Linked DNA regions of Homo sapiens: region 1 is linked to region 2. Evidence: chromatin loops called from intact Hi-C (ENCODE). Cell type or tissue: Calu3. All regions are shown on one strand. Links, peaks and the distances in the headings refer to the core of each region. The heading gives the core; the rest is flanking DNA.

Region 1 (4,406 bases), core at 300-4,299, 480 kb before region 2:
CCTAGTTCCCTTGCTGTTTCTCCCATATCTCAGGTACTTCTTCTACTTAAGTCTTAAATCCCTCAAAGACATCCGAGAGGGTTGGAATCAACTTTTTCCAAGCCCTTGTTAATATTTATATTTTGAACTCCCTCCATAAATCACAAATGTTCTTAATGGCATCTAGAATGGTGAATCTTTTCCAGAAGTTTTTCAATGTACTTTGCCCAGATCCATCAGAGGAATCACTACATCCCGCTGCTATAGCCTTATAAAATATATTTATTAAATAATAAGACTTGAAAGTCCAAATTATTCCTTGGTCCATGGGTTGTAGAATGAATGTTGTGTTAGCAGGCATGAAAATGACATTAATCTCCTTGCACATCTCCATCAAACCTCTTGGGTAATGAGGTACACTGTCAGTGAGCAGTAACCTTTTGGAAGAAATATTTTTTTCTGGGCAGTAGGTCTCAGCAGTGGATTTAAAATATTCAACAAACCATGCTGTAAACAGAGGTGCTGTCATTCAGTCTTTCTTTAATTTCTAGAACACAGGCAGAGTAAGTGCCCTAGGATTTTCAGCATGGTAAATGAGTACTGACTGCAACTTAAAGTCTCAATCTACATTAGCGATTAACAACAGAGTCAGCCTGTACTGCAAAGCTTCGAAGCCAGGCATTGACTTCTCTCTAGCTGTGGAAGTCCTAGATGGCATCTTCTTTCAGTAGAAGACTGTTTGGTCTACATTTAAAATCTGTTGTTAAATGTAGCCACCATCATCAATTATCTTAGCTAAATCTTCTAAATAACTTTCTTCAGCTTCTCCAAGAGCACTTGCCTCTTTACCTTGCACTCTTAAGTTATGGAGATGGCTTCCTTCCTTAAATTTCATAAACCAAGCTCTGCTAGCTTCAAACTCTTCTTCTGCAGTTTCCTTGCCTCTCTTAGCCTTAGAGCACTAAAACTCTCCTCATATCAGCAATAAGGCTATTTTACTTTCTTATCATTTGTGTGTTCACTGGAGTCGAACTTTTAATTTCTTTTGAGAACTTTTTCTTTGCTTTCACAGCTTGGCTAACTGTTTGGCACGAGGAACTGAGCTTTCAGCCTATCTCAGCTTTTGAATTACCTTCCTTGATAAGCTTAATCATTTCTAGCTTTTGATTTCAAGTGAGAGACACGCAATTCTTCCTTTCACTTGAACACTTAAGAGACAACTGTAGGGCAATTAATTGGCCTAATTTTAATATTGTTGTATCTCAGGAAATAGGGAGGCCCAAGGAGAAGGAGAGGGATAGGAGAACAACAGGTCAGTGGAGCAGTCAGAACACAAATTACATTATTAGGTTTGCTGTCTAACATGGCCATGGTTCATGGCACCCCAACACAATTACAATAGTAACATTAAAAATATGTAATAATGACTGATATAATAATGACAAAGTTTGAAATATTATAAGAATTATCAAGCTCACAGAGACATGAAGTGAGCATATGCTGTTGGCAAAATAGCCCCAGTAGACTTCCTTGAGGAATGGTTGCCACAAATCTTCAATTTGTAAAAAATACAATAGTTGTGAAGCACGACAAAACAAAGTATGCCTGTAGACAGCACGCACATCAGAAAAACTCATTCGAATACTCAGAGTATTTTGTTTGAATCCTCTTTGAATACCTATTTGCTGATCCATAATGATATATGTGAGCCACATCATTAGTCATATGATTTATTTCTTTTTTCTGATATTCTTCCTTAAGAATTAGCATTTAGATAATATTAACATTGTTGCAAAAATAAACATTTATGTTCTCCCCATTTCCCATCAATTGTTTTTGCTGCTCCAGAGAACCACAGCATGCAGCAAAAGATTAAACAGCTCATTTTTGTTTCTTCTAGGACTTCAAAGAATCAGTTGGTTTCCACATCAAGTTCAAGTTTATGCAAAGTAGATTTAATTGCTTGTCACTCACACTGGGAAATGTTTCAAACATGGGTTGTTACTTAAAACAGTTTCAAGTTCATATTTTTCAAATCTCCATATTCACTTCAATATAAATGCACTGCAAAGAATAAATTCTTAAAATCAGAAAACATATCTAGCTAAGAATTAGGAAATTGAAATTCTAATAAGCCAAGTTTTCTTTATTTTGTTTTGTTTTTCATAATATTTTTTCTCTATATTGGCCAAAAATGTTCGAAGTGACTGTTGGGAAAATATACAGCAGACTAAGGACAAATTCATATAATATTATCTTAATTTTGGAGAATTATTCAGATGCACGTTTTTCTTATAGAATAACCTGTCAGACTTCAGAGGAATAATCTTTCTAATTTTGTTTTCAGACATTTCCTCCAAAAGATTGCAGAGAAAATCTTCCCACATATCCTGGGGCATACTTCGATGTGCCATTAGAGGGTAGTATTGTAACTACAGAGCTGTTAACCAATATTATTGATATGCCCAGAGGATACCACACCCCCATCACCTATAATCATACTTCCTAGGTACTTTAAGCAAATGAACACTCTAACAGACATTATAGTTGATTGCATACAACTGAGTGCTGAAGACAGCACTTTATGTCTGTGTTCATAATAACTTTCAAATGAATTGGCAGCTTATCTCAAATGGATAAAAGAAATGATAAATCAAAAACTGCAGTACAGGGGAGAAACTCTACACCATTCTACCACTTATGCAATGGAAGAGCCTAGAAAAAAAGAGAGAGGAAAAGTACAAAATAATTTAGCATCTTATAAGGTTGATGAACCTAAATCCAATGATTCATCATTCTGCCACAATCTTGACCCAGTAAATGTGTTATGTGTTTTGTGGGACATACATATACACATTTTTTTCCAAATTCAAATTCAAAAAGAGAAGATAACTGAAACAATATACACAAAGAAAAATATTACATAATTTTGCAAGTGTTGTATCTATATACAGATATAAGAAAAAGCAATATGTGGATAAATATAACAAGAAAAATAATTTTCATCCTCACTAAATTTAGATTTCTCTTTTGGTCTTGTAAACTTGCCTATGAAAACTATCAAAAGAAAAATTATTTGAGATCTCCCCTGAAGAAAGAGATGGAAAATGGAGGCTTGTGATATCCCTGCTTCCCCGGACCCCTCATCTTCCTTACCTGAGTGACATTGTGTCAGAAGAAGAGCATGGTATCTGTTGTCACTCACTAGCTACAATACTGTGGATTCTCAGAGCCTCAATTTCCTCAGCTATGAAAAGATGGTTATAAGATTTACCTCACACAGTTCTATTAGGATTATATTAGGTTACGATTATAGAAATAGTAAGATACAGAGAATGACACACAGTAGAAATTCCACAAGTGCCATTTCTTTCCATCATCCCCTTTGAAACCCAATAAGACTGTAACATATTTAAAGGTCACAATTTCAGATTGGAATTACAAAACCAAGAGACTTAGAGGTAGAATATAGGTTTTTCTGTCTGTTGCCACTTTTACATAATGAAGACAGTTATTTAACTTGTTAACAAGGAAAAAAAAGTAAAAAGTATGCTAATGGATGTGTAGTATTGCAAGTATCAAAATGAATTACATTTGATCTACATAGTACTTCTTTCCTCCAGCTATATCCACTGCACTGTAATCTACTTGTGGCCTATGTCTTACCATCCTTCTATTTCTGTATTCCATGTGACATATGGAAGCTCCCAGACACCCCTCCACTCCAGCATACTGATGACTTAGCAATAACTGGGAGAAAGGTAGTGATGGAGTAGCTAAAGAATTTTAAATTCCATATGAGGAAATATTTATCACTAGAATATAACCATTCCTACATAGAAACCTTTAATCCAAAAGTGTCTTACATCTCCAGGGTTTATGCAATCTGAATATTGAGAAGATATTATTTTAAATTTCCATAAAAGAAGTAAATTATTGTTAACTAGGACATAAAATATGCAGAGACTCCCATTTCTCCACTCTTTCTTCTAATAGTTGGACAGTTTCACAGCTGCTACAAACATCTTCGGGTAAAATTTTGTGTGCTTGGGTGGGGATGGAAGTGATTGAGGGTAGGGGGTTTTAATGCCCATAATCCCAGGCAGCTGAATTCCCCAAATGCTTCGGCTGCCTGGATTCTTTTCTTACTCGTGGGTATGTAGCAGAGCTAAGCCTTCCCTCCATTCCTACTTTAGTCTTTGTTTTCTGAAGTCTGGCTCCCCAGCAGAGGGTACTCCAAATGAATTCTTGGGAACACAAAGTTCCAATGCTGTCTGTGCACTCATTTCTGACACTACTTATGTACAGCATTGATGGATTAAAGATACTGATTTTATCTCTGTGAGGAAAAAAAAGAAGGCAGTTTGCGTGTCTTATCTTGTTATGTTGCAACTCCTTTTGAATCTCTAAGAAGCCTTTGCTTAAAG
Region 2 (4,406 bases), core at 173-4,172:
TCTGATATAAAAGAGAGAGGCAAGATAAAATCAAAGAGGTAAGGGTGAGCAGGGAGGGAACTTGTCCAGCCCCATCCCTGAGGCCATGGTGAGTGGGTCTTGGGAAAACACAAGTTCCACTTGAGAGGGCTGCCAGGGAATCTGTCCTCAGAGGACAGTCGTAGAGAAATCAGGTGCAGGGAGAGGGAGGCTTAGAGAAGAAGTTGCAGGTGGAGGGATGAGATGACCAACCCAAGTTTAAGGGGTCTGCTGATTGACTTGTATGGAGGGCAAGTTTGAGGGACAGCTCCAGGCTTGATATGCAGAGCATGCCAGGCAGCGTAAGGGTGATGTGGAAGACCTGGATTTCAATGGTGACTGGGGTGACAGGATTGTCCTAAGGTGAAAGCACTTAGCCATTTAAAAACCTGGGCAGGCTGGCCTTGTCTATACCTGGAGGTCTTCTTATCTTATGGCACCATGGCATGGGGTTTGATCCCAGCTGCTGTCAGAAACAGCTCATGGGGCCAGTTCAGTTATGGTTCTGGTCCAGTGTGGTGGGACATGCCTCCCATATTTGTTACACTTGGGCAAACGAGGGCCTTCCCTCTCAAATGTCTCCAGTGTGATCAGTCACCTGACCATCACCCATGATCTATCCACCTAAGGCCTTTCAAGATGGAGCTTAAGCAGCCTCACGCTTTTGACAGCTAATTTGTGACAGTATTCTTAAAAATTTATCTGTTTGGGTTCAATGTAATTGAAAATTGCGAAAGGCCTGGTATCTGGAGTTTTACTTTTTACTCAACTCTCCTGCTTTAAATGTTTTTAAAATTTTGAACAGTGGATTAATTATAGGAATGAAGGGAGTTTATTTGCCAAGTTTTTAAAGTCTAATATTTGCTGATGGCTCAGGTCCATTGGGAAGTCCATAACTAGGGCATGTTTTATGGAATGCATGACATTACCTCCACAATTCTGGTGATAGATGCCAGGTTTCTCCGGACTTGAAAGAGGCGTGTAGGGGGAGCAGGTGCCTGACCTCCTTTCTTTGATGTTCCATTCTTGTAAATAATGAGCGGTTTGTCTTTGAACAAACTCAGTAGGTGAACAGGCTCTTTGCCTTGGGAGACTCGGATCTGATGGGGGAGAGGGGGAATAAAAGAAATATAATTAAGAGTGCTGTGAAAGAAGGTTTTAGTTCCAAATGTGTTCTTATGTTGTCTTTTTGAAAATAAAACAAAAAATAAAAAGTCAAGAGCAGGAGGAATGATGATTAACAGAACATATAGGTTAATGATAATTAATTTTCCCTGTTGACTTGAGAATCTTTTGTTATCGCAGGCACGGTGTCCATGAGTAGTTTCTTGTCAGGGGAAACATCACCATGCTCCAATACTTTCTGTTTTTGAAAAGTATGAAGATGTAAGTCTGTTCATCTACATCTCCGAAAGAGAAAAGGTGCTGGTGTCTGCGACCTTATGTGAAAATCACTCTTCTTTCAAGGGCACCAGTAACACTTACAGATATTTACAGAGGTACTAGAATCTCACGTGTTTTGGATCTGGTTCAGAAGGTTAAGAGATGTGCATTCAAATGCTTCACAACATAAGATGACCCCAAATCATACCCATTATTTCTATATCTCTGTATTTGTAAAATAAAAAAATTACACACACACACAAAGATTGCTATGCAAGCACTAAAAATGGGCAAAAATAAACAGAATATGTTTTCTACTTTTTAACTTACCTATAGAAATGTAATAGTAGATATGCTCAATATAAGAAACTTTAAAAAATACAATATAAAGACTTTTCAGGATGAGGAAATTGAAAAAAAAAGGGAAATTATTTTCTTGATTTTATTTATTAGCCCCAAATATTGGATTAGAATTTCCTATTTCTCACACAAACTATTGATGCATTTACATAAAGAGTTCAAATTTCATGTCAGTCTCCCATTGTTTTCATTTGTTCTGCCCTGTGCTAAAATTGAACTGTCTCACTTCCCCTGGTTTGTCTTTTTCTAGAAGCCAGGTGAATGGGAATGCTGATGCATGTACTCATTACATGCATATACATACCTGCATATAGGGAGGCCGAAAGGCATTGAAAATAATTGACTTCATAAATATATTTCAATTAGTAGGCATTCAAATAAGTGAGCAGCAAATTATGGAAACGTTTTGTCAGTTATAGTCTCACAAATACCTAAAACTGTTAGCTTAGCATTTCATATAACATGGAGAAAACTTTAATTGCCAACATGAGAGAAAGAGAAACACTGATTAAGGCCCATCCCTTACTGTCAAAGGAGAATAAGAAAGAAAAAAGGCTGATTAAAATATGTTCAATATGGTTAATATATTCTACAAAGGAGCGTTGAAAACCGCAATACTTTAGTTTTTTCATGCATTATTGTAAGCTACTGCCATCTAGTGATTAAACTAAAAATTACCATTTTGTTGTCAATTTAGGATTCAACCGGCTAACAATTCATGGTAACTCATTAATCGAGTGCATCAAATATAGTACTATGAAATATGAAATATGTAAGACAATGCATGTCTTCATAGTTTTTTAATAGTTTGGTAAGTAATACCTTAAAGATCAACTAAATTCCATAGAATTGAGTGCATTTAAAGAATTCAGTCATTTCATTAATTTATTGATTAAAAGTAGCAAGTTAACTTATTTTTAAAAAGTTAACATGCGCCTTTAAATTTAGATTTAACTTGATTTTTGTATCTACTAACTTGTATCAAGATGGAAAGGAGACCAGCTGGAAGACCAACTTCAGCCTTCACATCTTATACTTTATGTTCTGAAGTGTCTAACTTGCCTCTCTCTATTTAATTATTACATTAAAATAAGCAATTACACACTTACAAAGATTTGAAAACAAGACAGAAAAACCCTTTTGTACCATATAGAGTCTTAGCTCCCTTGACATCAGGAATGAGGAAGTTAAACAGGCACAACCATGTAAAGGGAGTGTTTAATGCTGCTGTATCAGAAACATCACTGCATTGGCCAAGTAAGCACCTGCTTTCAGTTTGAACTCTAATCTGTAAGATGCTTTTCCCACCAGATGGGAGCAGATGGCTTCTCAGAAACTGGCCAAAGACAACAGGCAGGCAGAAAACAGGCAGCAGTGTGTGCAGCTCCAGCTAGGAAGACACAGGGAATGAGAGAGAGGGAGAGAGATAGTTCCAGCTAGCTGTAGGAAAAAGGAACAAGAAAGTACTCTCTCACAGAATGAACGAGAAAGCAGACGGACACATTGGGGCACACTAGAGGAAAATAGGGTCTTCTTGAAGTCTGTATGTCAGTTATACAGTAAGGGAATCTAAAAAACAAAGACCCAAAAACTTTTTCATGGTAACTAATAAGCGTCCTGAAACAAGTAGCAGATACTCCACCATAAATATAAAAGGAGGAGCAGTTGAACTTAGGAGAGTACAGAAGATTGAACCAGGCTAGAAACAGCAGTCTCTTAGACACAGTGAGGAGATCTAGAACTAGACATTGATATCGTCTGATATTGTATAACATTTAAAGTTTTATAATAAATAAAACAGCATATTATCTCTTCCTGTCCCTTTTTCTCTATCTTAATCTGTCTCTAGATAGAGATAGCTAAGATAGATAAGTTAGATAGATAGATATACTAAAAAGTTGACTCATTTATAATTACATGAAATTTTCATTTTGAATTTGGATTCAGTCATTCTCGACAAGTAATTTTTTATTTCAGAAATACCCAAGTAAAAAAATACATCTCTCCTCCCTCTCAATCTCTCCTCCCTCTCACACTATCCTCTCCCTTGCCCTTCCTCTTCTCTCCTCCTTCTTACTTGTCTCATTTCTTCCTCCATGATTTCCCTCTCTTCTCTTCCCCCTCCTCTCCTCCTTACTTGTCTCATTTCTTCCTCCATGATTTCCCTCTCTTCTCTTCCCTCTCCTCTCCTCCTATCCCTTTTCTTTCCCCTTTCTCCCTGTCTTTTCTCTTTGTCCCTCCCATTTCTGTTCATCCTTTCTCCCTCTCCACCACTTCCTCCCTCACTTTTGGGTGTTGGACTTTGTTTCAGTAAAGATTCTGGTACCTAAAAGGGAAATATAAGGACCCATGCTATTTTATCAAGATTTATTTCTGTTTACTTGTGCAAAACATAACTTACGCATGTTTACGATTTGAGAGTGTAAGAAAATGCATCTTTTTTTAACCTATTAATTCGAATTGTTAATCTGTGCTTGTTCTGCACTGTTGTATTTATTTCTCATTGTTGCTGTAACAAATTACTATGATTTAGTGGCTTAAAACAACACAAATTTATCATCTTACAGTTTTGGAGGTCATAAGTCTGAAATGAGTTATGGGGCTAATTTAGTAACTGGGCTAAAATCTGGAATAACAATTTAGTC

What was found. Hi-C counts contacts between places; a loop is a spot of excess contacts. Peaks named below come from ENCODE experiments on the same cell type or tissue, not always from the same donor. Only the 100,000 strongest peaks of a DNase experiment are listed, where the experiment ranks them.
Region 1: a loop joins it to region 2, with 8 times the contacts of the local background. A loop is called at or near these places in 14 of 110 quality-filtered maps.

Annotation. Positions count from the first base shown.
Region 1 is chr7:13,115,322-13,119,727 of GRCh38, reverse strand. No RefSeq gene overlaps it. Among named protein-coding and RNA genes, the nearest start is that of ARL4A, 430 kb to the right of the region's middle. In Calu3, for the core only: a CTCF peak has its summit at 2,431 (motif pointing right); a DNase peak (open chromatin) is centred at 2,417.
Region 2 is chr7:12,637,059-12,641,464 of GRCh38, reverse strand. SCIN (scinderin) reads right to left here. Exons shown (of 16, transcript NM_001112706.3): 11 at 948-1,118. Among named protein-coding and RNA genes, the nearest start is that of ARL4A, 48 kb to the left of the region's middle. RefSeq lists a silencer at 807-1,101. In Calu3, for the core only: a CTCF peak has its summit at 2,358; no DNase peak of the experiment used is centred there.